Linked DNA regions of Homo sapiens: regions 2, 3, 4 and 5 are each linked to region 1. Evidence: chromatin loops called from intact Hi-C (ENCODE). Cell type or tissue: heart right ventricle. All regions are shown on one strand. Region 1 overlaps GULP1 (GULP PTB domain containing engulfment adaptor 1). Region 2 holds the start of LOC105373791 (a long non-coding RNA gene). Region 3 holds the start of MIR1245A (microRNA 1245a). Region 4 overlaps COL5A2 (collagen type V alpha 2 chain). Region 5 has its middle 110 kb from the start of COL5A2.

The links. Peaks named below come from ENCODE experiments on the same cell type or tissue, not always from the same donor. Only the 100,000 strongest peaks of a DNase experiment are listed, where the experiment ranks them.
Region 2: a loop joins it to region 1, with 9 times the contacts of the local background. A loop is called at or near these places in 77 of 110 quality-filtered maps.
Region 3: a loop joins it to region 1, with 7 times the contacts of the local background. A loop is called at or near these places in 76 of 110 quality-filtered maps.
Region 4: a loop joins it to region 1, with 4 times the contacts of the local background. A loop is called at or near these places in 19 of 110 quality-filtered maps.
Region 5: it touches region 1 in a loop (6-fold over the local background); 20 of 110 quality-filtered maps call a loop at or near these places.

The regions. Positions count from the first base shown.
Region 1 is chr2:188,522,704-188,527,703 of GRCh38, forward strand. GULP1 (GULP PTB domain containing engulfment adaptor 1) reads left to right here. Exons shown (of 12, transcript NM_016315.4): 5 at 53-124. Among named protein-coding and RNA genes, the nearest start is that of MIR561, 230 kb to the left of the region's middle. In heart right ventricle, CTCF peaks have their summits at 1,995 (motif pointing right) and 2,201; no DNase peak of the experiment used is centred here; H3K4me3 peaks cover 341 bases; H3K27ac peaks cover 1,764 bases.
Region 2 is chr2:188,981,283-188,986,282 of GRCh38, forward strand. COL3A1 (collagen type III alpha 1 chain) reads left to right here. Exons shown (of 51, transcript NM_000090.4): 2 at 3,478-3,680; 3 at 3,915-3,965; 4 at 4,383-4,496. It overlaps LOC105373791 (a long non-coding RNA gene), which reads right to left and starts at 3,537. Exons shown (of 3, transcript XR_007087614.1): 1 at 3,429-3,537. In heart right ventricle, CTCF peaks have their summits at 2,329 (motif pointing right) and 3,110; no DNase peak of the experiment used is centred here; H3K4me3 peaks cover 1,835 bases; H3K27ac peaks cover 3,832 bases.
Region 3 is chr2:188,974,655-188,979,654 of GRCh38, forward strand. The region is part of intron 1 of COL3A1 (collagen type III alpha 1 chain); the gene reads left to right. MIR1245A (microRNA 1245a) reads left to right here and starts at 3,438; the gene lies at 3,438-3,507. It overlaps MIR1245B (microRNA 1245b), which reads right to left and starts at 3,507; the gene lies at 3,439-3,507. All of the region lies in intron 1 of LOC105373791 (a long non-coding RNA gene), which reads right to left. In heart right ventricle, CTCF peaks have their summits at 2,227 (motif pointing left) and 3,816; a DNase peak (open chromatin) is centred at 1,187; H3K4me3 peaks cover 5,000 bases; H3K27ac peaks cover 5,000 bases.
Region 4 is chr2:189,091,412-189,096,411 of GRCh38, forward strand. It overlaps COL5A2 (collagen type V alpha 2 chain), which reads right to left. Exons shown (of 54, transcript NM_000393.5): 7 at 899-1,009. Among named protein-coding and RNA genes, the nearest start is that of MIR3129, 39 kb to the right of the region's middle. In heart right ventricle, a CTCF peak has its summit at 3,042 (motif pointing right); a DNase peak (open chromatin) is centred at 1,750; H3K27ac peaks cover 1,556 bases.
Region 5 is chr2:189,285,932-189,290,931 of GRCh38, forward strand. It overlaps a transcript of COL5A2 not described here. Among named protein-coding and RNA genes, the nearest start is that of COL5A2, 110 kb to the left of the region's middle. In heart right ventricle, a CTCF peak has its summit at 2,161 (motif pointing left); no DNase peak of the experiment used is centred here; H3K27ac peaks cover 1,440 bases.

The DNA of each region.
Region 1 (5,000 bases):
CAATGATATATGATATGGTAAAAGCCTGTGTCTCACAAATGACCATTTTCAGTTTCTTGGCAGTACAGAAGTGGAACAGCCAAAAGGAACAGAAGTTGTGAGAGATGCTGTAAGGAAACTAAAGGTAGGGAAAGGCCTTCAAATAAATTACAAGTGTATTGACTCTGTCATGTTTTCAGCAGATTGATGGAGATCAAAGCATGAACAGCTTTGCTGCAGGTATAGCTTCACCCTATTAAAAATGAACTATTGAACAAATGTAATCATATCAAGGAAACATTTTTAATAACAAACATGTACACAAAATTGTGTTTAAAATATGGCATACTGTTCACATTTTTCTAAGGTATAATGTGTCATATTAAAAATAATATTTTATGGCAGTGTGTCTTGAATATTTGTTTTGTAGCTTGCCTTTACTTTGCTTGGATAATGTGAACCTATGTCCCAAATCAAAAGCTAGTAATGGCATAACAACTGTCTTTAAAAGCTAAGATATAATATCCACCAGTTAAAAATGTGGAGTCAGAGTTGATTCCAGCCAGAATTTTGCAGTGACACTGTATGTTAAAGATTTCCTAATCTACAGGTCCAACAGGATCTGGCAATGTCCGTAAGTAGCCATGGGGAAACTGGTGAGACTAAGAGAGGAGAGAAGGACATTTAATAAGCAACCCCACATATCCTAGTCAACAAGTTTCCTGAGAAAATCTTACATAAGATGCTACACACCATGTTTTTCTAATTGTTCCGCATCTCGAAGGACATTGTTGTCACTGAGCTTTTGAAATTTACAAAACTCCTTCAACAGAATTCTCAGCTTTATCATATAAGAAAATACACATTATCACTACTTTTTTTTTTTACACAGTTAAATGTTATTCTCTATAGTTGCTCTCGTATTTTTGGAGAAACAACCCTTCTCTAACTTTATTTGGTTTAGGGACCATCCGGTTATTCTAAAGGAGGGTTAGACCTCTGAGTGTGCCAGGCAAAGTCAGAGACATTAAATGGTATTACTTTGCTTTGAGAATATCATATCTGGTGGAATCCACTCTGTGTTTAAATTGAGAAATAATTGAATTGGCATGACTTCTATTCTGGGTAAAGAAATAAAGGTCAATAATATTTTATCCATCTTATTTTATATGAGAATATTTTACTAATCGTTTTAAGTAAATATGCTAAAATCTCCGAAGATAATATCACTCCCATTTGGGAAAAAAGTGGATTAGCCAACTATTTATTTCCACCATTCATTAGGTAATAATTCAGATTTGCCTTTTATTGGCCACTAGTTTTAATCATTCCAAAAGAGGATTTAAAAGGGCTCACAGTTTATGGACACATTAGAATAGGATTCTATTTAAATGCTTTTAAAATGTTGAGGATTCTGGGCATGAATCCAACTTCACTACAATCAGAATGTTTTATGAAAGAACAATGTTATTTACACATAGTATTTCTTTATGCCTAGGAGGTTGTTTATTCAGTCAACCCAAATCAAAAACCAAAAAAAATTCAATTGAATAATGAATAGATCAAATGTAAAGATATATTTGAAATCAAATGCTTTCTAAACAATGACGAGTTTACATATATTTTGCAGGATTTTGTATGTATTTCTATGGAGTTTCATGTTTAGAAATGTACTCTGTTAATAAAAGAATGTGACCTACAATAAGGTAAAAAATTAGGTAGTATAGTTTAAAAATGCACACTTATTTTATAGTAGCTGTTTTTTCTCAAATGTCTTCCAAAAGGGAGTGTATTTAATAAGCAATTTTACTGTGCTGATTGCAAACATTTTGTATATCAGGAAAGTATATCTAAGGGTAATGATTCATACACTAATGATAATGAATAAAACAATGCTTTTTATCTATTTTTATATATATATATTTTTTTTTTGCTTTTTTTGTGTGTCAAGGGTCAGAAGCTACAATTCAAAGTATACTAAGAATATTTTTTAAATGTCAAGCCTGGCGCTACTGGCTCGCAATGGCCAGTAGGTGGTGGTGTGGCTCTACTAAAAAAAAAGAGAAAAAAGAACCTTGCTCTTTGATCATACTTACACATCTCCATTTTAATTTCCTGCTTATTTTTCTTTAACATATGAATTCTGACTACTTTTAAAAAAATCTATATAATTCAGTATGTGAATTTATTTGCCATGTAAGGTAACATTTTATTTATATTTACTCCTTTTTCAGCAATATTAATGTAATGGCTTCTGATATTAAAAAAGAATTTAAAATTTAAGAATAAAAGCTGATGGAAAAATTAAAGAATTCTCAACAATGAATTTTTCATGCTTCTGTGTTTAATGATGCCTGCTTAGTTTTCAAAAAAATTTAAAACTGACTTTTTTACACTCTTTCTATCATTTTTTAGAGAATTTACAGTTTATAAATTTTTCCTTTATAAATATAATTATTTTTATAAGTATTAACCTTTTAAGGTTCAGATACTATATTTATCAAAACATGTTCTTTATTTCCTAATCATGTTCAGCAGTTTCTATTTCTTAATCATGTTTTAGCTGGGCTTGGTGGCACACACCTGTAATCCCAGCTACTTGGGAGGCTGAGGCAGGAGAATCACTTGAACCTGGGAAGCAGGGGTTGCAGTGAGCCGCGATCGCGCCATTGCACTCCAGCCTGGGCAACAAGAGGGAAACTTCATCTCAAAAAACAAAAAAACAAAAACAACAACAAATAAAACAAATTTTCTAAAATGTAGTAATTTTAAACCCTTTCAACTTCTATGTATTGAATAGCATTGTTATTGGAACGAATTTTATTTTTAATAGTGATTTATATATATTTTATTAATACAACTAGTACAGATGTTGGGGGCTGAATGTATTTCATACACAATTTGTGATGTTTACATGTAAGTAAGTATTGATATATAGATTAAAAGCTTATCAATTTCCCTGGGAGATACCCAGTGGGCAGCATTCCTGGAACCCAGTTTTAGACTGAAGATCCCCTCACTGCAGTACAACTAAATTAAAGTTACACGAAATTACTGCAAGAAAATGTAGCCGTTGGGAATTGCTGTCAAGTCTTGTGAAGTCTCAGCCTAGTAGATTTTCCATTTGAACTCACTCTTTCTGTGTTGTATAACACTATTTTGTCTTCACAATCAGTTACCTAATTAATAAAACATTTAGAGCTTAATTTAATTATATATAAACATCGCTCATTTCCCGCAGGATTATTAGAAATACTTTAAATTAAAAATATAAACATGAGAACCCCAGAGAAGAATAGCTTCAAATAATAGGCCCGAAGTAGTAAATTAATTTTATTGCCTAACACTCTATATTCCATTAGTAGTTTACTTAATTTCACTTTTTAAAAAGTCCTCTGAGAAATGGATAGAAATTATATAATAAGATTGAAACTCAGTTGTGCTCCCTTTAAATTTTCTTTAACAGTTCTATTTATCAGTAGTATATATTTAACCAAATACTTTATTTCAAGTACTACTCCATCCTTCCCCATCATTTTATGATGACAAAGGCTTGGTTATATTTGTTTGTTGCATCCAGTCATTCTCCAAAATGCTTATGCATCACTTCCTTTGAATACTTTTTATTGGATTATTATATTCAGGGTTTAATGGCAGATCACTGTATCCATCTAGATCTACCAAGAAATAAATCCACTGAAGCAAAAATTGAAAGAAATTTACAAAAAAAGACTCTTCAAGCATTAACATTAAAGTAGTAAATAGGGAGAAAATAGAATATAATGTTATGTAGATTGATCAACATATCTTCCTAAGATTAATTAGAAATATTAGGAAGGCAAGAGGTCTGTAAGTAGGAAAAGGGACTTAGAGGGGAGCATGCAAACTATAGAATACAGTTAGCTTAAGTTTTAGGAAAAAAAAGAAAGGCAGGAAGGAGAATATTAAACTGAATAAAATATAGATTGAATGAATATAACCTTAGGCATGAGAGTTGTGTAACATATGTTCAAAAATCAAGGCCAATAACCAGTGTAAACCTTGATATGCATGAAGGTAGAACTGGGAATTTTCTTTTCTAAATGCAGAAAATATATTGTATAAAAGAAAAAATTATTTGGTGAATATCTGCAAAACTAATTACTAGGCCTAATTCCTAAAAACCCACTTTATGACCATGGTACATAGCTTATCTGGGACTTACTGTTCTTATCTTTGAAATAAGAAGCTTAGATTGCATGAACCTGAAGCTGTTTTGAGCACAATTAATTCATCCTGTTATGAAGAAGAGAGAAAAGTTTCAGAAAACCTAGATTAGAGATGTTGTGCTTATTTTTATTTTTCTTTATCTCATTCTGTCCTTCTTCCCTCTCTTCCTTTCTTCCTCCCCACTCCCTTCTTACCTCTCCACTTTGTTTTTCTACCTCAGCCCCTACTTCCTTCCTTTCTTTAATTCTTCCATTCTTTCTTCCCTTCTCAATAGATAAGTTTAATAATAGTGGTTGTTTTGTTGTAGATGTTTCAGGGGGAAAAAATTTAAAAGGTTGCACAGTTCTTGTCAGAGGTCACAGGAATGCTTGAGTCTGGATGTGGAAGGGGCTTCAGAAGTCATGCTCAGTCTGTTCCTGGAAAACAGCAGCACCTAGGAAACCAGCTGAGAATGCTTCTGCAGCTGATAATGAGAGTTGCTTTATCCAGACGCATTCACATAGGGGGAGAGCAGCTGACTTATTTTGTAAGCCTTCCTATATGAAAACCTTCAAATTGCTTAATTATGCTGATATAAGGAGATTATGAAGGGAAAATAAACAAAATTAATTCATATTATTTGGGAGAGAGCTGGGATAATTTTTAAAGATCTACACTCAAGCAAAATAAATTTATTAAAGGCAAAAAAGAAAATTATCTGGCACGAATTAGTTGTATCGTGCAGCAGTAAGACTGCTGGATACAAAAAATAGCAACCTAAGTTCGTAGAGCAAGACAGACAGCAAGCTGAAAAATTATACCACCCAAAATGG
Region 2 (5,000 bases), 460 kb after region 1:
TGTTAGCTTCAATATGTTTTATATTATAGATCCCAGCAAGGAGATGATTGAGTTTAATACATTGCTTGTGTGATCACAAGTAAATTTCTTTCAGAATTGTACTTCGTAGTAAGGAACAGAAACACCAAATGACATGGGAGATGGAATTTAAAATTAATTATAAATTGGAACAGAGAGATTTAGTTTAAACAACTAAAATAATGGAAATAATTGGAAAGTCCATTACTTTTCAATAGTAGAATGAAATTATTTGCCTTTTATTTAATATTTTTGGAAAAAATTAACTTATTTTTTTAACCGAAGCTACTCTGAATGCAGATATCTAAGAAATGAAGAGAATAATATGAGATGACTTACTTCTAAATCCCATTTTCTATTCTATTTCTAAATGTTGCAAATGGCTAACTAGAGCATTTTTATTCCTCTAGAAACAAAACATTCTTTTCCTTGACTTTGCCATGATTTTCGCACATATTACTAGGTATTAAATGAAGGTCCATGAAACATCAATCTAAGAGCTTTAACTTTCAGTAGAATATATTGCTAACTATATTTTGTCATGCATGGAATAATAAAGGAAGCTATACAAAACTATTTTTTTCAGCAAAGGTAACTAAGGTAGAAAAACAGAGAAAGGGCTAATTTTCAGCCACAAGTTTTTACAGGAACTGACTTCTCAGGAGAGCCAAATTTATTTCAAGTGGATGTGAAATAAGTTATGGCAATAAATAAAGTTGCATTAATTCTTATTTTTTAAACATTCCAACTCTCTTTTTTTTACTTAAAACAATATGACTTTCTAAAGTAAAACAAAACATACATGCACCATGTTGACTGTCATGTGCAGGTGAGAAGAGAAAAATATTTTAAGAATATGATAATTTTTAAAATTGCACTAAAATAATCTTTATATTGAGGCCTCCGTGTTTTAAAAAGTACTATAATATGTTTCTAATAAAATTTAGAAACAATAAGCTAAATAACAACGTTAATACTTATAACATTGCATTTGACCCAATTTTAACAAACTCATTTACAATTTTAATAAGTCAATATTGTGCTCATTTATTTAATAATTAGCAGAACAAATGGAAAGTACTGTATTTCTAATGATGTGAGGACACCCTTAATGAGACATAAACATAGGAGGATGAATACACAGGAGGGAAAAGTATTTATGTTAATTTCTAGGCAGATCAAGAACATATAGAAGATACTTAAAATAGGAAATGTTTGAGCCTAGCTTTAACTATTATCTTCATTTGTCTTTAATATGCCTTTAGTATTCAATGGCTGTTTTTCATAATCCACGTGCTGTATTAAGTGTGAAAAGATATGCCTGATCCAGAGGCAATGAGCTAAAAGAATCATCTGTACAATCTAACAATGCTTTTGAGGATGGATCTGGAGGGCTTAAAATACACATTATTAATGGGAAAATCTTGGGCTGAAACTAATCTGTAGGAATATTTCATATAAAGTTGATTTGGAGAAAATTTTTAAGTGGTTCATTTTGAGAAAAGGAACCAATGTAATTACAGTGTTCCATGTAATTTTACTGCACAATCTTCCAAACCCAAATTTTCGGACCTTTTCTGCAGACTGGTGAACTTAGTACTTAAATATGAAACGCCAGTTCTGTCTAGAGAACAAAATGAGTTTAATGCATAGACTCACCTGTTATTACTCTTCACACCAATGTGTAAATGACTGTTTGCTCTTCTATTAAATATATTTTCCGTAACACCATTCAAATAGGCCTACTTCATTTCCACTGAGATAAGCATTTTGGTATTCAGCTTTTATATTCACTAAGAATTAAGAAATGCTGTTTTAAAAGCTTAGGAAATGTATATAGAAAATATATCCCATGTTCTCATATATGTGTTTCAGACATAGGGGAGGAATTAGAATAAATTTTCTAAATAAACAAATTATTTGCCTACTTAAAATTGCAATTAAAAAATGAAGCTTTCCTTCGTTAGCTGTAAACTACATTGAGAAATTGTAACATAAAAAAGAATGGATTTTTAAAACTTCTTGAGTAGATCAAGTGTCTTGTACAATATCATTAAATTTGTATCAGAACACATAAATGGAAATGAGGTGGGGAAGCAATTGCAGTACTTTCTAGAGTCTAGGTTTTGAAATTCTTTTTGGTGAACATTTACTAAATCAGCTAAACATTTCAACTCATTTAAACACAAACCTAAATTATTATTACCCTAGACAGAGAGATGATATAGCAACGGGACCTCGAAAAGGTGATCTTTTGTGGCTGCATGTAGTGCCCAGATGGAAAAATCTTAGGACCACTAAAAGGCCTCTTGACCACTAGGCGGCAAAAACTAATTTTGAACTACTTGCCTACTCGGTAGCAGGCCTCTTTCAATAGACATTTTAAATATCTTGGCTTTGAGAAAATAAAAATTTCACCATCTCACAAAAATATAAATTACTGAACAGTACATCATTTGTTGTTTGCAAAAATTTTTGCAGATGCTTAGAAACTTATTATTTATTTACTCAATTACTGGCAAACTATCATACTAATTGTCAAGAACTAAAGTTGTATTTAACCACAATACACAGCTAATGCCTTAAGAATTGAGACCAGGTTTTGTTTTGGCAATTCCTAAGCTGATTCATAGTTAATAGCTGCTGAAATTTCAGTACCTTGTATATAATTATGAAGCAAGTCTAAAATTTTGGTTGAAGCAATTTTTTTTACCATTTTAAGCCACAAATACAGATGGTTATGATTCATATTTTCCCTATTATTTTTACTTATTCCTTGCCAATGTTTATTTTAAAAACATCTTTTTCTTTTCTTTTTGGTGATTTGGAAATGTCTTTACATCCATATGGGATATACAATATATTATGTCATATCATGTTGAGCTACTAATGCCAAATAGAGCTAACAGTGACATTCAATACACATAATAAGTTCTGTTAAAACTTTCCCAGGAAAATCTGGTAGAGTTTTATGCTGCCAAGATTAGCTCAGTTTTCCCCTGAATTTCTCAACTAGGTTGATAAAATCCAGAAAGTCTTCAGAGTTAGTGACAAAATCATCTCTTTAGTTTAATGCTCCCATCTGCTGTTAAGGCAAAGAATAGCAATTGGGTAGAAGAGCTTATTTTCAATGTTCCTTTAATAAATAAATGTTTAAATGCTTGTGTGATATACATTGATGTTAATTCTTACTATAAATGAAATTAAAATATCTGCTGGTCTTAAGGAAAATTGACTATGGTGTGCCAATTTTATGTTAACAAGCAGATATGATATTTTAATTAATTTCTTGCTACTTAGCAAATTACATAGGGCAAGTATAATTTTCTAATGAAAGGAAGAAATTATTTGTTTCAAACCTTTTCAACTTTGGCTATTGTTAATAGTCCTAACAGAGTAACAAAAATCACCTTTCAGCAAAACCTAAGGAAACTTCACGTCATCTAACTTGTTTTTCAGCTGTTGAAGGAGGATGTTCCCATCTTGGTCAGTCCTATGCGGATAGAGATGTCTGGAAGCCAGAACCATGCCAAATATGTGTCTGTGACTCAGGATCCGTTCTCTGCGATGACATAATATGTGACGATCAAGAATTAGACTGCCCCAACCCAGAAATTCCATTTGGAGAATGTTGTGCAGTTTGCCCACAGCCTCCAACTGCTGTGAGTTTAAAGATAAACTGTACATCTTCAATATTCATATTTAGACACATGAATAGCTCCTATATCATAGGAGCCTAAAAGGGAATGAAAGTCATGTTCATCAAATAGCCATGTTTGTATTACGAGTAAAAAGTGACCGTTTCAATTTAAAGATAAGGATTGGTTAGAATCTGGGTTACTAAATAATATGCAAATTCTGTGTCTTGTTTAACTTGTTTCTTTTCCATTTATTAGCCTACTCGCCCTCCTAATGGTCAAGGACCTCAAGGCCCCAAGGGAGATCCAGTAAGTAAACATTCTTCAGTAGAATAAAATTAATACTAATGATAATTCTAGTAAGAGTTTGCTTTTTCTAGATTTGAGCTTTCATCATACATTCTCTTCATTACCACATATTTGAATAATGGCACCAAACAACAGACTGAGAATCCATAATTGTACGTGTAAAGATTTCAATTTCCCAAACTTCATATTATGTCTTCACCCCCATGATCAGTTTAAAGAAAATGTGTAGGTCAATATACAAAGGAATACATTATACTTAAATTATTCACAAGATTTTGATTAAAAAGTATGTGTTATAAAGAAAATATATTACTTATATTGTTTCCTAATATTATAAAGTAGAGAAACAACAATCTGATAATGATTGTGAATCACCAGGATTTTTCACTATTTAATTTATTTTTATCTCTTTTTTAGGGCCCTCCTGGTATTCCTGGGAGAAATGGTGACCCTGGTATTCCAGGACAACCAGGGTCCCCTGGTTCTCCTGGCCCCCCTGGAATCTGTGAATCATGCCCTACTGGTCCTCAGGTATAACAATTACGGTACTTAAAAAATTCCCTCATAAAACTATCTAGTTCATCTTCTTTCTTTACTCGATATTACGTCTCACTATTATGAGTTCTTTGTATCTGTTCTCTGATTCAGTGTATTTAATAAATCCTTATTTAGTGCTTCTATGTATTAGGCACTATTCTAAGTACTTTATAAGTATTCATTTTTCCTCATAATGCTAATGTCATTGCTACTATATCCTTGGAAAATTTGCTAATTTCTCAGCAGATATATAGCATACACATTATGTTTAAGAAGTGAACTATGAACTTAACAAAAAAAATTAACCTAAATAATTTAGTTAGTACTGTATCCATACTTTATTCTCCTACTAATACCAATGTCAAAGCCTCTAAAAGTTTAGACAAAAAGAAGTTGAAGAACTGTTAGTATTCCTATTGAACAGGATTATTTCTGCCTATGAAACTGCTCTTGCTAATACTTCAGAGCACACCTTGCTTCTCCTGAAGCATGGCAGCC
Region 3 (5,000 bases), 450 kb after region 1:
GCCTGATTCAAGATAATTTCCTCTATAAGCTCCAGATTGTGAAACGTTGAACTGACCATGGCTGTGCTTTTTACATTACTTGAAAAATAATCGCGTTATGTGTGTTTTTAAGAGTTCTGTGGTTAAGATAAGATGTTCTTGTACTAACTTGTTTTCATGTTAAAGGCACTGGAAACTTTTAAAAATGGCTTTAAAATTTTTCCCTCCTGGATTGTTAACATCTTGGAATACTTCCCCAGGCAGTCTGGAAGTTATTGGTCTCTTGCAATAATTTTATGTTCCTCTTTGTCTGCTGGATTCTTTGTAAGGTTAGAATATTGAGCATTGTTTTCTGAATAAGAATGCCTTTCAAATATCATGGATTAAGAACAGTCTAAAGGAAGATTCTACGCATTATCAGAATCATTGAATATATTTCTGTAAAATGGCTACAAGATACCTATAAACATTCTTCAAAGGGATCAAACTGCTAAAATATTTTATTATTCCTGTTTTTATTTTGTTTCAAGAATGATTGATTAATTCATCTTTTCTAGTAGCTTGATATTAAGGGACTAATATTTTCCACATATTCTACGTTTTAACCACATTCGCATTAATGAAGAAAATATTTTTTAAAATGTTTCAACAGGAGGTTTGACTTTGCTGCAAACAAGGTAAAGATACTAGTACTGTTTGACTTCAGAAAGCTGTTTTGCTATATTTTCTAATAATTGCATGTAATGTTTTTCATATTCTAATTTCCCCTAAAAACACATTTGTCTCATTATTTATGTGAAAATATTCTTTTATTTACCATAGTCATGAAAATGCTGAACAAATTGGAATACAAACTTCCATAGAAATAAATATTTAAGTGCTAAATGTAAAGATAGCTAGGAGAAATTATTAGACAATTTTTATTGCACATAACTAAACATGGTTACATTTAAACATATAGATTTTGCAAAGGACACTGCATGAAAATTTGGTTTTTGTTTGTAATATCAAATGTATTTGTTGTCCTCATAGCTAATACATGTAAATGTGTGTATGAGGGGAGGGGTAGATATACAATGAAATGTCTTCAGTTATATTCAGCCCATGGACACAAAAGAAAAGAAACACCCATTTTCCTTGTTCCCTTAATTTCCTCTCCTCCTTACCCCTCCTCTCCTTCGCTTTGCCCTCCTCCTTATCTCTCTCCACCCCTTTTGGCTCCTTTAGACTTCTCTTCACTCATCACCCCACCCCTTCCTAGGCAAGCCCATATCTACTCCTCTCTCCTCCTCTGTCTTCCCTGCCTGTTACTCCCTCCCTACTCCCCATGTGGCCTCCTTATGCCTCCATTTCTTTTTTTTAGTTCTCTCTCTCCTTGCCTCCTCACCCTTTCTTTCCCCTGAACTCTCAATCCTTCTTCCTTTCTCATTCCTCTCCCCTTTTCCTCCCTATCCTGCTCTTCCCAGGAGATGCTACAACTCACAGTCCTTTTTTAGGATACCAAATGACTACTATCCCCCACCAACCATTTATTGAAAAGACTACAAACTTAGGGGTTTTAGCTCAAAAAATTGCAACATATTTGTAGTTGCCTCGTGGTTGCAAGCTTTTTATAAGCACTGTGGCTATTTTTCTTCCCAATCCAACTTTAGTGGGGGGGTGTTTGCCACTTACAGTACCTTGACATCACATTAAGTTCTGTTTATTTCCCTCTTTCTCTTTAGATGCAAAAAATAATCAATAAGTATAAAATTTTGCTGATATGTGTTTGTGTGTTCTTAAGCTCAAAAAGAGTTGAAAGAGAACTGTTCAGCCTATTTTTTTTGTCATGAGTAAAAGTAAAGTTGAAGTGACTTAAGACAGTACATCTTATGTTCCCTGTGGGTTTTACAAGGAAATTCTGCTATTAGATAAGCTTTGGAAAAGTTACAGGAGGTATCTGAATATACAGCACACTGAGAGCTGTCATAAAGTTCTGGGGTGGGGTTTCTTATATATGCCCTCATAACTTCAGAGACGGCACAGCTCTAATGAACACTCACTTCTAGTTCACTCACAGGCATTTTCTGGATACAAACAAGTCCTCAAAAAGAATTTTGGTCGTCTTACAAATTTGTGAACATTGTATTTAATTCATGTGTTTTAATCCACCAATGGAGAAACATAGTCTGTTTTATATTTCCTGTAGATTATAAACATGCCAAGTTTTAAGTACAAAGATGCGTCACCTAGTGGCTGACAAGCCAGGTTACCATTTACATAACGAATGCCAATATTAATGTTATGTAGCTGGCTTTGGTAGTTTATAATGAGCTTTAAAAAATTCATATGCGTGAATTTTAAATGTTAACACTGCTCTCCTAAGGAAATTAGTATGTTACGGATAAATATTGCAAACACATATACTGACACGAAAACACAATGGTAACAATATTCAGAGTCTTTTTGGAAATTAGCTTAAATGTTACGGCCACTTAAAAATTCTACATATGACTATTGTTTAAATACATTTTTCATGTCTCTGATGTAGTCCTTATTTGACATAAGTATTTTATTCACTGCTTAATTGTTAGATAGATTATAGACAGCTGTTACTAAGTAATACTGCTCCATTAGGGCAGAAACAGAAACTTTATTTTAATTAAATGTGTACTAATGTTTGAGTTTCTATATTTTGCTACAGTGATAATTCCAGTAAAATAAACTGTAGGCCTCTAGTTGTTTTAGAATTTTAAAACTGTAAATGGACTCAGAGAATCAGTTTCTTATTAGACGTCATGAGAGTATATTTTTTTCATTATGCTTTAAGAGGGAATTTGTAACTTGCTCAGGTAACATTCAAGTTTTCTGGTTTGTGTTTGTCCCTACAATTAAACACACTGAACTAACAGGAAAAGGTTACATACATTTAGGAACAATTGCACTTTTAAAGGGAGAGAATGCATAGTTGCTCACATATCTCAGTGTCAGTCACCTAACATGGATCAGTGCTTTATTTGAGATTACAAAACTAGAAAATGACGGAGTCAAGGCTAGGACCAATATTCTGTTCAGTCTTAGATAATTATAGAATACACATTAAAATCAGATATTTGAATTTTCTTAATTTTGTAACTATTTGTCATTGAAAGGAGATACTAAAAAAATTATATATCGTCCTAGAAAGTACATGAACTAATAATGCATTTCTAAAGGTGAAAAAAGAATAGGTATTTTTCTGTTTAATATTCAATTTTATAGAGAGTAGTACGTTAATTTTTTTAAACCCCAGAAGCTCAGGATCTTATCATTTTAAAAGAAATTATCACCAGTTCTGTGTGAGTAAATAAAGTATTATAACACTTTGTGTTTTTCATCCATGATACCTTGTATTTACTTACCTGAGCTTTTTTTCTAGGGAAAGAAAAATGCTCAGGTAATAACAGAGCCTTGAAAAATTTGGATTTTCAAAACTACCTATTTATGTATAGGCCTTTAGATCATCTGATGTTGAATACTCTTTAAGTGATCTAAAGGCCTACATATAAAAAGGTATTTTTATTAAATTCTGGAATTAAACATTTCAGCATTACAAGAAAAGAAAGCAAATCCACTGGAACAATTCTGGGAAAGAAGGAAAGACTGTGATTAAATGCCTCTTAACTACTTCAGATTCCTGGATTGATGTCTTATCTACAGGCTTCTTTTTAAAAATCAAGAATGATTGGCTGTGAGTTTACCAGGATTATAGTTGAGGCTAAAGGACAGCTCCTCAGGAAAGCCCCTGTTCTACATCTACGGTCACATGCTGGACCTTGAGTTGTCACTCAGAGAAAAGAGTGCCATCTACCGAAACTCCACAGTTTCCATTGTGAATGGCTTCTTTGGTGCAGAGTTCCAAAAATTATGTAGCCCAGCTCTTTAATTTTGTAACATCTAATGATATCACCGCCTTGAAGTGATTAAAGTAGATTGCTTAAAGAATTAAAGCTTTAAAGATGAAAGATGTTATTGCTTTTGCTGGACATGAGGAACAGTTGTAAAGTTTCCAGGTCTACAATAACTTTCTGGAACCCTCTCAGTGAACTGTTTCTTGTAAAAGTTTTCCCTAAGATAAAAGCTCAATCCCATTGTTTCCACACTCAAAAAAAAAAAAAAAAAAAAGATCATATAGTGTAAAAAAAAACTCTCCAGACTTTTCAAAGGGGAAACTTTGCCTGTTTCATGTCAAGATGACAACGGAAAAAATGAGATAGCTATTCTTACATAAATCATTTGTGAACTGCAGTTGGGGGAGTTACATTAACCACCAGAGTTTCAGTCTGTGTCTAATGAAAACACAGCAGAAGTGGATTCCTTTCAGATTAACTAATAAAACCCTTGTTTTTTTCCATGACTGAGGTCAAGCACTGCTGTTTAAAATGTAGTCTTAATGAACAAAATGAAACGTTGAAAGAGGACGAGTCAAAATGCCCAAAAGATGTAAACATCAAAGAGAAAAGATCCAGAAATTATTAAAAGTTAAACTTCCCTTGAATTCTAGTATTAAGAAAGTACTGCTTCAGTAAAATGGCATATATTTTTCTGAAACTGTTTTTCTATAGTATTTTGTGTGGAGGATGACAGAGACTGCATTTCTCAAGTAAATTAAAATCACAGAAATACTCTTTGGAGTTGCATAGCATGTTCACAACGTTCCAGTTTCATTCAGTGAAAACTTCTGATGAACTTAGATGTATATTAACATGAATCATTTAGTAACTATATTTTCTGAAAAACAGTGTGTTAATGAGACATCTTAAACATATTTTTGCATTGGATGCAGAAGTCTTTTCTGTCTGGTACTATTGTTGTTAGAACCCTACTTTTTTGTATATAGCAAAATGTATGCAGGGTTTCTGAGTCACACATTTATTCTGTTGGTGGTCTGGATGTCATCAGGGTAGCTTTAGAGATATAACCCTTCTTCATAAGGTCAAGAGAAAATAAACAGGAGAATTTAACTCCAGATGGCATCTTCCTGTTTTGAGGCCAGATAGAAA
Region 4 (5,000 bases), 570 kb after region 1:
TTTTTTAAATTACCATAGCAATTCCAGGCTTCAGCAATACCACCCTTATTAGTCAGCAACTATCAGCATCAAAGCAAAACACCCTATCAGCAAAAAGATTATGGCTTGCTGAAAGGTCAGATGATTATTAGCAATTTTTAACAATAAGGTATTTTTAATAAAGAAATATACCTTGTTTTTTAGACATAATGCTATTACACACTTTATAACAGACTATATTGTGGAAAAACATAAGTTTATATGCACTGGGAAACAAAAAAAAATTCACATAACTCACTTTACTGCAGTATTTCACTTTATTGAGGTGGTTTGGAACTGAACCCACAATATCTCCATGGTTTGCCTGTACTTATAAATCCCCTATGTCTGACATTAACAATTCAAAGAAGTCGGTATTGAAAGGCTTTTTGTTTGACTTTACTTCAAGTAAAAAAACTAAAATTGAAGAAATAATTAGGTGTCATTTTTAGTGTCAACTCAATGGCCTTCTCATATCCCTCATCATGGATGTGTCATCCTCTCTTGTGGAGGATACGGAGCAGATTTTTTTGGCATTCTGAGCCTAGAGAATAGGACAGATAAATCTCTCATTTCATTTAAAGAGGGGGAAAGCAGTGGTTCTTTAGAATCAATAGAAAAAACAAAGCACATAGAGTCTAGAGCTGACATTGAGAAATACAAACAATTTGAAGCAGTACTTTAGAAAATACTTCTTCCAATTTTTCCAACAATTCCCTGTGGGTTTATTAGTTCTACTGTCCATAGCAGTGTTGACCTTATTTAACTGCTCTTACAGTCAAGTGTCAATATCTGAACAGACACAATTTAAAATCCTAACAATATATCAATAATTTAAAACATGACCTGTACGTGACATCAAACAATGCACACAACTCACCCTGCTCAAGCCATCGGGTCCTGGGTGGGACGGATGTCCAGGAGGTCCTGGAGCACCAGGTTGACCAGGAACACCTGGTTCTCCATCAATTCCCTGAGGTCCACGAGGGCCCTGGAAAACAAGCCAGTTAAAATTAGAACCCACTGCCAAATATACACTTAGTAGAAAGCTAAAGGCACAGACTTCTTAATGGCAAGGGAGTGTTTATTATTTTAAAAATACATGGCAATCTAGCCACTTAGAGTAATTTCATCAGCCATGTCACTACTGATTTCAGCATAGGTCTGAACTTCTACCATTCGGATGTGGTCTGGGTAAGAATTTTATGTGGTGTGTTAAATACCCAGAAATCAGCATTCTTAGAATAATTATTTTTAAAATTTTCAGTTCAACAGTATTCTAAAGTGAACTTCCTTATTTGATTGAGTTTTTGCCGTGCAAGGGTATTTGATCAACAATTATAAATTCACTTGTCTGTCACTGAAATTACAGTGGATTGTCATTGGATTACAGTTAACTATGTATACGTCTGCTTAACTTCTCCCTTCCCCCCAAAATTCAAGAATCCCTTGATTGGAGTTTGTAGAGATTTTCTGTCTAATTGTTTAATGCTTTGCATAGTTCCTGGTACATACTAGACACTCAATACATGCATATTATATTGTTACCTTTCAGTCCTCTTTAATACTTTAAAGCCTGGCACACTTTATTTTACTTCCCACCCCCAGAGGAAGACTAGACCATTGAGAAATTAGAGGCAAAGGCACTGTGACCCAGCCAAGTCTAAGTTCTCAGAGAAGTGAGCAATGATTTCTAGCTGCCAAATTCCACCCTTCTCCTAACCCACATTCTGAAGGCAGCTTGGGGAACAGCCACGTCCTCAGTTCTGGAAATGCTCCGTCCTCTAACCTCATCATTCCCACAAGGCTAGTTAAGTATTTTCTGGCTCCTTAACCCTAAAGAATCTTGAAAGGCTTCAAAAAGAAAGGACCAAAAAGTCATCAGGCAATATGCTTTTTATAATTATAAGCAGGGATCAAGGGAAATATGGTAAATGAAGTTTAATAGTTAAAAAAAGAACTCCCATGCTTAAACATGAGAATACCTATGGGACCACAGTAAGCAATTCAAATAGGAGCTGATAGTGCAGAGGGAGCAAACACAGGACAAGCTCAGGTGGTGGAGGTGGCAGTTTGTATATGATGGTTTTGGGGAGGGTGGCATCATAGCTATTCAGAAATTTAATTATTTTAATATATTTAAACATTTATATAGACATATTTACTTCTTGCAGTAGTGGGACAAACAAGCAAATTTATCTATTAAATAGAAGTAGAATACTTAGCCTGAAAAACTTATATTTAAAAATGATATCTTAGAAAATTATTCTCAGTTTTTAAAAATCAAAACTTTTCTGACTCCTAAACTACTAACAATTTACTTCACACTTCATTATACACAACAGAGGCTGATTTCAATTGTTCTCTAGGACTCCTGGATCATATGAATGAGAGTAACATGAACTGGATATGTATATGACAGCACAGACAAAATAATAGTCTGGTTTATTCATACAGCCTTGTGTAGAAAACTCTGATTCTGTTCTTGCAATGCTCAGTTGCTAATTAATAACCAGATATTATTACATACAAAAAGTGAACTAATGCATAATCTCTGCTCCCAATGAGAGTTCCAAAGAGACATACACAAAACTATATTTATTGTCAACAGGAGTGGAGATAAGTTTGAGAAATATTCATTAGTCCTCCAAAGAGATTGTGACTTTCTCCATTCTTCTGTAATTAACACTTCGTATTTCAAAGTCTGATCCTAAGATTGTTTTCATTGACTTCAGATTCATTATATGTCTCCACGGAATGCCCTCTAAATAGCTTATGAAATTTACTGTTGCACAGATTAAGATTAAAATTAATAAAAACGTCTATAAAAATTATCTAAAATTAAGTGAACACAAGAATGTTTACCGGTAAATATCAAAAGCAAATTAGAATTTGGGAGCTCATTAAAAGTATCTATTTTTATATCTCCAAGTGAGCTGAATTACATAATTCTTATATTAAGGTAAATGTTACATTTATTATCATTCCCTTCCATTTCCAAGATACTCAAATACCTCCGCAGTAATCTACAATAAAAAAGTACTTTGAGGTTGCCACTAGGTGGCGATGTTTAAACATCCACAAGTAGAAAAGACGAATGACCGGGAACTGTTAAAGAACTTCATTTCTCTCGTTTCTCTCTCTCTCTCTTTCTCTCTGACACACACACACACACACACACACACACACACACACACACACACACACACACACACACATAAATGTTATAGATGTTAAGATCTAGTATATTTCCCATTTTACAGATCAAGAAACATACCAATAGTGGTTAAGTGTCATGTGCAACTAGAACTTAGCACATCATTGACGGTCCATCTCCTGACAGTTTGCTAGCTTGTCACTATGAAGTTATCTGAACAATACACTTAAAACTGAGGACGTGTGATGAGAGACAGTCATGAAAATCATTGGCTAATCCTGAAGGTCTTGTAGGAGTATCTCATACTGAACTACTGACATACTAGTTCTCAGTCCAGAGCTATTTTGCCTGGATTTGGCAATGTCAAGAAACATTTTTAACTGTCACAATTGTATGGGGGATGGCAGTTTCAACTGGCATCTAGTGGGTAGATACCAGGAATGCCGCAAAACTTCCTACAATGCATATGGAATTATTTGGCCTAACATATCAATAGTGTTAACAGTGAGAAACCATGCTGTACATTGTGAGCCTTCCGTACTGTTTGATGGTAATATAATGGTGGGGGTGGGGGAATGCTATTTATGATATTGTGACAGCCATAATTTTAGTCCAGCTAAGCAGCTCCCAGAAGGCTTGAGACATGAGGCAAAACATTCTACCTATGGGCATTCTGTTACATCATGCCCATCATTTCATATACATCATTTCATGCAAAGCTATACATCATTTCATATCTTGAAATCGGTGTAGGCAGGCATTAAAAGATTTGTTAAACACTTACCATCACACCAGTTCTTTGCTAGGATTAAGAGAGGAACAGATTTCCTACTTGGATATCTGCCAGGGTTGTCTCACTTGATTCCTCCTAAAAATCTACCCCCCTTTCTCCCTCTCTCTCTCTCGCTCTTTCATACACACACACACAAACACACACACACAACACGCACACACTTATACCCAATTCACATTGATTGTCTCAGGCCTAACCAAGACAGGAAATTGACCACATCACAAAGTCAAATAGGGAAAATAAGTGAGAAGGGTTGGGGAGTAGATTCTTTGGATCTTAACCAGGAACTCTGGAAGTCTGGTCCTACAACAACTTCTACCTAGACTTAGGACCCAATGTTATCAATTACTTACAGTGTACAAATACACCAATGCAAAATCTTTTTTTTTTTTTCTGTCACGACCACCCATCCTCCACCCAACTGATGTTATTTTCTACCTATTTCTGTCTTTCTAGATCTAGGAGAGACATCTGGAGACCTACAGCAGTGTTTAAGCTACCAACACTAGTGAGAAAACTCAATACAACCACAGTGAAGAATGGGGCATATAATAATCTGGACACACCCCAAGATATGGCCAATCTCTTGGGGCACTGCTTTGCACCTACATGCCTGCAAGTAACATCCATAGTGCAGCCCCGTTTAAGAAAAAGTACTGACATCACACTATATATGAGGTGAAATGAGTAGAAGGATAATGTAGTAACAAGAATGAAACTAGTGGCAAGAGTTCCTAGGCATATGATCTAAAATATATTTTATCCTCATTTATATATTCAAACTTGTCTGCTGTTTGCTTATCTTCTAATCCTCCCATTTAAATATGGATAAATATATATTTAAAAGGATAAAAATCTACTGAGAGTTTTAATAGATACATTAGAGAAAAAATTAAACAGTACAAACAAAATTTTCTAATTGAAACATGGGATAATGGGAGCAATATACAAATGAATACAGTTATTTAGTATATGAAAGACATTAGATTTTAGAAGTGATACATAAGAAAAAACGTTGTAGGGAGGCCGAGG
Region 5 (5,000 bases), 760 kb after region 1:
CAATAAGCACATTTTGGATCAATATCATAATATCACATTTGACAAATGTCTCTGACACTACCTTATTCCACCAAGCAGCTATTATCTAATTATACTTTGAAATTAAGTGCCTGGATTCTCTGGGTGGCCTAAGGGTACCTCTAGAAAAGCTCATACGTGGTTGAAAAAAAAAAAAGACTGAAGACAAGAGAGTACTAAATTGACATAGGCAGGTCAGATTGCACAGTTTGGCATCACATTTAAGAAATTATAGTCAAGTGGCTTTTAGTTGCATCCTAACTGTCCATTTTCAGGTGGTACTTTTGCCAAACACCAGATCACTAGGGCTGTATTAAAAAGTTCAAATAGCACACTCAAATTTGAAACTATAGATATTTTTTTCTAGTTTTTCAGCTGGCACACATGAAAAGCACTTTTGAGCACCAAAAGAAGATGAAGAAATAACTTACAGTGAATGGAAAATGTTAGGAAAGCAAGGGCTAGACAATTCTATGAGTCACTACTAAGATAGCTAAAGGGATGGGGATTCCAGTCCACTCATTAAAGTGTGGGTTGAAGTATTGCTTTATTTTTCAAGAATTTCCATGGGAGGTACTCGGAGGGAAAAACGGGAGGTGGTCAGACTTGAGTACAGACAGAAAAGGCCTATCTTAAGAGTAGTGAGATACAGGCATAAGTGGAAGACATGCCACAGCACAGAAGAGACTTACAGTCTTCAATGGTTTTAAGAGACTTTATGGCACTATTTCAAAAGTGAATTAAATCCTTAAAAGAATTCTTCTAAATGAGCAAAATGTAGTTTTTAAATTATTTTAATTTACTTCCCAATTCATAAATACAATATGGAATTAGTTTTGTCTGTGATTTTAAAATCTTAGAATGTCTATTTTTAACAGCAGAGAAAAATATTCTAACATAGGAAATAATTTTAGATTCATAAGTTCCTTTGTAGGAAGAAATTTTTACCTATTATTCTTTCAAAAATCAGAAGCAAAATGTCAGAAGCAAAAAAAACTTAAGAATGAACATCTACTTTGTGGATGTTAATTTAGAGTAATATCATAGTATCTATTACCTATCTCCTGGGAAAGATATGGTTTATACTTTTGAGACAACCTGCCCAAATTTAAGAAGTATCAGTTGCATCCCTGAGAAGCCATGGAATGCAGTAGTTAAGAACACAGAACAAATATTGGTTCTGTCACATAGTAGCTTAAAATCTCAGAGTTCCATATAAAAATTAAAAAAAAAATAGTACCAAATTGAGAGTTATTTTTGACTGAAGTAAAATAGCATCTGTGAAGTACTTGGCACATAATCAATGGTAGTTATCATTAAAGGTATAAAATTTTTTTACAAAAATTTTTTTACAAAAAGCCTAATGAATGACAGAATAAAAAATGTTATTTGCTTTCCAATTTTGTTACTGACCACTGAGATATGGGCATGGAAGTGGCACAAGCACAATGGACACAGGATCAGCGACTTGGAAGGTGGGGAGGTTGGGGAAAGATGAATGATGTATGAGTGAAAAAGCCCCTTCTCTATTCAGTTCAACAAATATTTGATGAGCTCCCACTATAATCCCAGTCATCTCAAAAGATGTCTATCACTTCCTTTAAGAGGCTACTCCTGATGGTGAGATAAGACTTGTACCCATGGAACAAGGAAATATATGATGAGGTACTAAAATTAGTAGTAGTATAAAGGATTATGCAGTGACTACTTACTAACAAACCATGTTAAATTACAAGATTTAGAGCAATACACATATAAAACCAGCTGCAAAAATCATTGCAATTACTCTCCTTAAGATAATCTAAAAATGTTATATTCTACTAGTCTGCCTAGAAAAGATATAAAATCCTGACTTCTTTTTGTTACTTTATTTTAGACATCTAGTTTTTTAAATTAAGCAGAAAATCCACTTTGGTTTTATCTATCTGAATGTTAAATGTAATATTTATCTCTTAATGTCTCACACATTTCAAAAACTTATGGTTATATTTCACCCTTTATGTGCCCAAACTATTCAAGGACTTCCAGAGTTGTGTATTACATACAAGCAAAAAACAAAGAGCAACAGCACTGGAGAATTCAACAGATGACAAGAACAGCTACACTAAAAAAAAGATCAGAAAAGAAAGTATGCCACCTGCTGTTTATGGAATGAAAAGAGGTCCCACAGTAAGTATCTGAATACATGAGTCAAAGCCAGAAAAAAAAGACGTTTGGGCTTCTCTCTGCTTTCCTAGATCCTGATTTCAGCATGTTATAACAAGTTTATAACCATGCATATGTTAACTAAAGTTATTGCAAACAAGTCTAGTCTTTGTCTTTCTCCTGCACATTATAAAGGTATTAGGGGTTTTTTCTATCTACTTGTGTTGACCTCATTTGACTTGTTAAGTCCTTGAAAGTAAAGAATGATGTATTTTCTTAACTATGATTGTATAGCTTTAAAAAGCACTACAAGCAGTATCAGGCAGTCAGTAATGTGATGACTATGAATAATCATACATCAACAAACTGTATAGCCTAGAAGAAATAAATTCCTAGACACATACAACCTACCAAGACTGAATAATAAAGAAGCAGAAAATCCAAACAGATGAATAATGAGTAAAGAGATTAAACCAGTAATGAAAAGTTTTCCATGAAAGAAAAGCCTAGAGCCTCGTGGCTTCACTGCTTTTACCAAACGTTTAAGAACAAATACCTATCCTTCTCAATTTCTCTAAAAAAAACTGGACAAAAAAGAATACTTCAAAATGCAATTTATGAGGCCAGCGTTATCCTGATACCAAAGCCAGACAAAGACACTAAAAGAAAAGAAAATTACAGGCCAGTATCCCTGTAAAAATTCAAAATCCTCAACAAAATGCTAACAAACACATTCCACAGCATGTTAAAGGGATCATTCACCGTGACCAACAGGAATTTATCTATGGGATCCAAGGATGTTCAAAAAATGAAGATCAATAAATGTGATACGCCACATTAACATAATGAATGACTAAAATCATATGTTCATCTCAATTGCTGCAGAAAAAGCATTTGACAAAATTCAATATCCATTTCGCTGAAAGTTTCAACAAATTAGGTATAAAAGAAATGTACCTCGACATGGCTGGGCACGGTGGCTCACACCTGTAATCCCAGCACTTTGGGAGGCTGAGGTGGGCAGATCACCTGAGGTCAGGAGTTCGAAACCAGCCTGGCCAACATGGTGAAACCCTGTCTCTACTAAAAATACAAAAATTAGCTGGGCGTGGTGGCGTACACCTGTAATCCCAGCTACTCAGGAGGCTGAGGCAGAGAATCGCCTGAACCTGGGAGGCGGAGGTTGCAGTGAGCAAAGATTGTGCCACTGCACTCCAGCCTGGGCACCCGATCAAGACTCTATCTAAAAAAAAAGAAAAAAGAAAAAAAGAAAAGAAAAGAAATGTACCTCAGGACAGTAAAAATCATATATGACAGGCTCACTTCTAACATCATACTCAATTGTGAAAAGATGAAAGCTTTTTCTCCAAGATCAGGAACACGACAAGGATGCCCACTCTTACCATTTCTATTCAACATAGTACTAAAAGTTCTAGCAAGAGCATTAGTCAAGAAAAAAATGATAAAGCCATTCAAATTGGAAAGAGAGAAGTTAAATCATTCCTGTTTGCAGAAAACATGATCTTATATATTTTTTAAAAATCTAGACTCCACGGAGAAAGCTGCTAGAATAAACAAATTCAGTAAAGTTGCAAAATACAAAATAAACATAAACATATTAGTAGTATTTCCGAACACCTAGGTTTGTAAACCTAGTATTTCTGATTGATTTTATTCAATCAATCCAGCCTCATTTATATTAGCTACCAAAGTAATAAAATACTTAGAAATAAACTTAACCAAGGAGGTGAAAGACCTGAACAGAAATATTTTGTGTTCATGGATTGTAAGAATTACAATGTCCATGCTACCCAAAGTGATCTACAGATTCAACGCAATCCCTATCAAAAGTTCAATGACATTTTTCAAAGACATTTCTAGAAATCCTAAAATTCATAAGGAAGCACAAAAGACCTCGAAAAGCCAAAGCAATCTTGAGCAAAAAGAATGAAATTGGAGGCATCACACTACCTGACTTCAAAATATACTACAAAGCTATACTAATCAAAACAGCATGGTACTGGCATAAACACAGCCACATAAACCAAAGGAACAGAATAGAGATTCCAGAAATAAATCCATGCACTTATAGTCAATTGATTTTCAACAAAGGTGCCAAGAACACACAATGAGAACATCTAGGTTTGTGTAAGCACACGCTATGATGTTTGAACAACGACAAAATCACCTAAAAATGTATTTCTTAGAAAATGTCTCCATCCTTAAGCAACATATGACTGTACAACATTTAAAATCCAGCAATGAATAATTTGACAAAGAAGTCTGAAAAGGAATTTTCTGAAAGGAAACCAAGAGTGTAGTGTCATGGCAGCCAAAGGAGCATTTGCTGAGATGGAGAATGCCCAGTAATGTAGAATGCTGCTGAGTAGTCAAATACGTTGAAGACGTAAATTATACATTGGGTTTTGTGACTTAGAGATAAATAGAGCAAGAGTTATTTGAGGTAGAATTGTTAGCAAAATAACCAGATTAGAGTGAATCAAGGGGTGAATTTGCCATGAAAAAGAGAGATAACACATGTACACAACTTTTTCAAGTTTACCTGATGGAGGATTTACTGAAGGGAGAAGTAAGATAGAAATATTGGAGGATTTTTGTTAATACACACACACACACACACACACACACACACACACACACATTATTATATACAGGGAAAGGAAACCTCAAATACATTTTAGAAGGAGGTATGTTAGACATAACAAATATGTGAATGGTACAATATCTCAAGACAAGGGAAAATATCTCTGCTTGTAAGAAAGGAGACCTTGATGAATTAAGAAGGCTATCAGAAATTTAAAAATTCTGAAAGAATG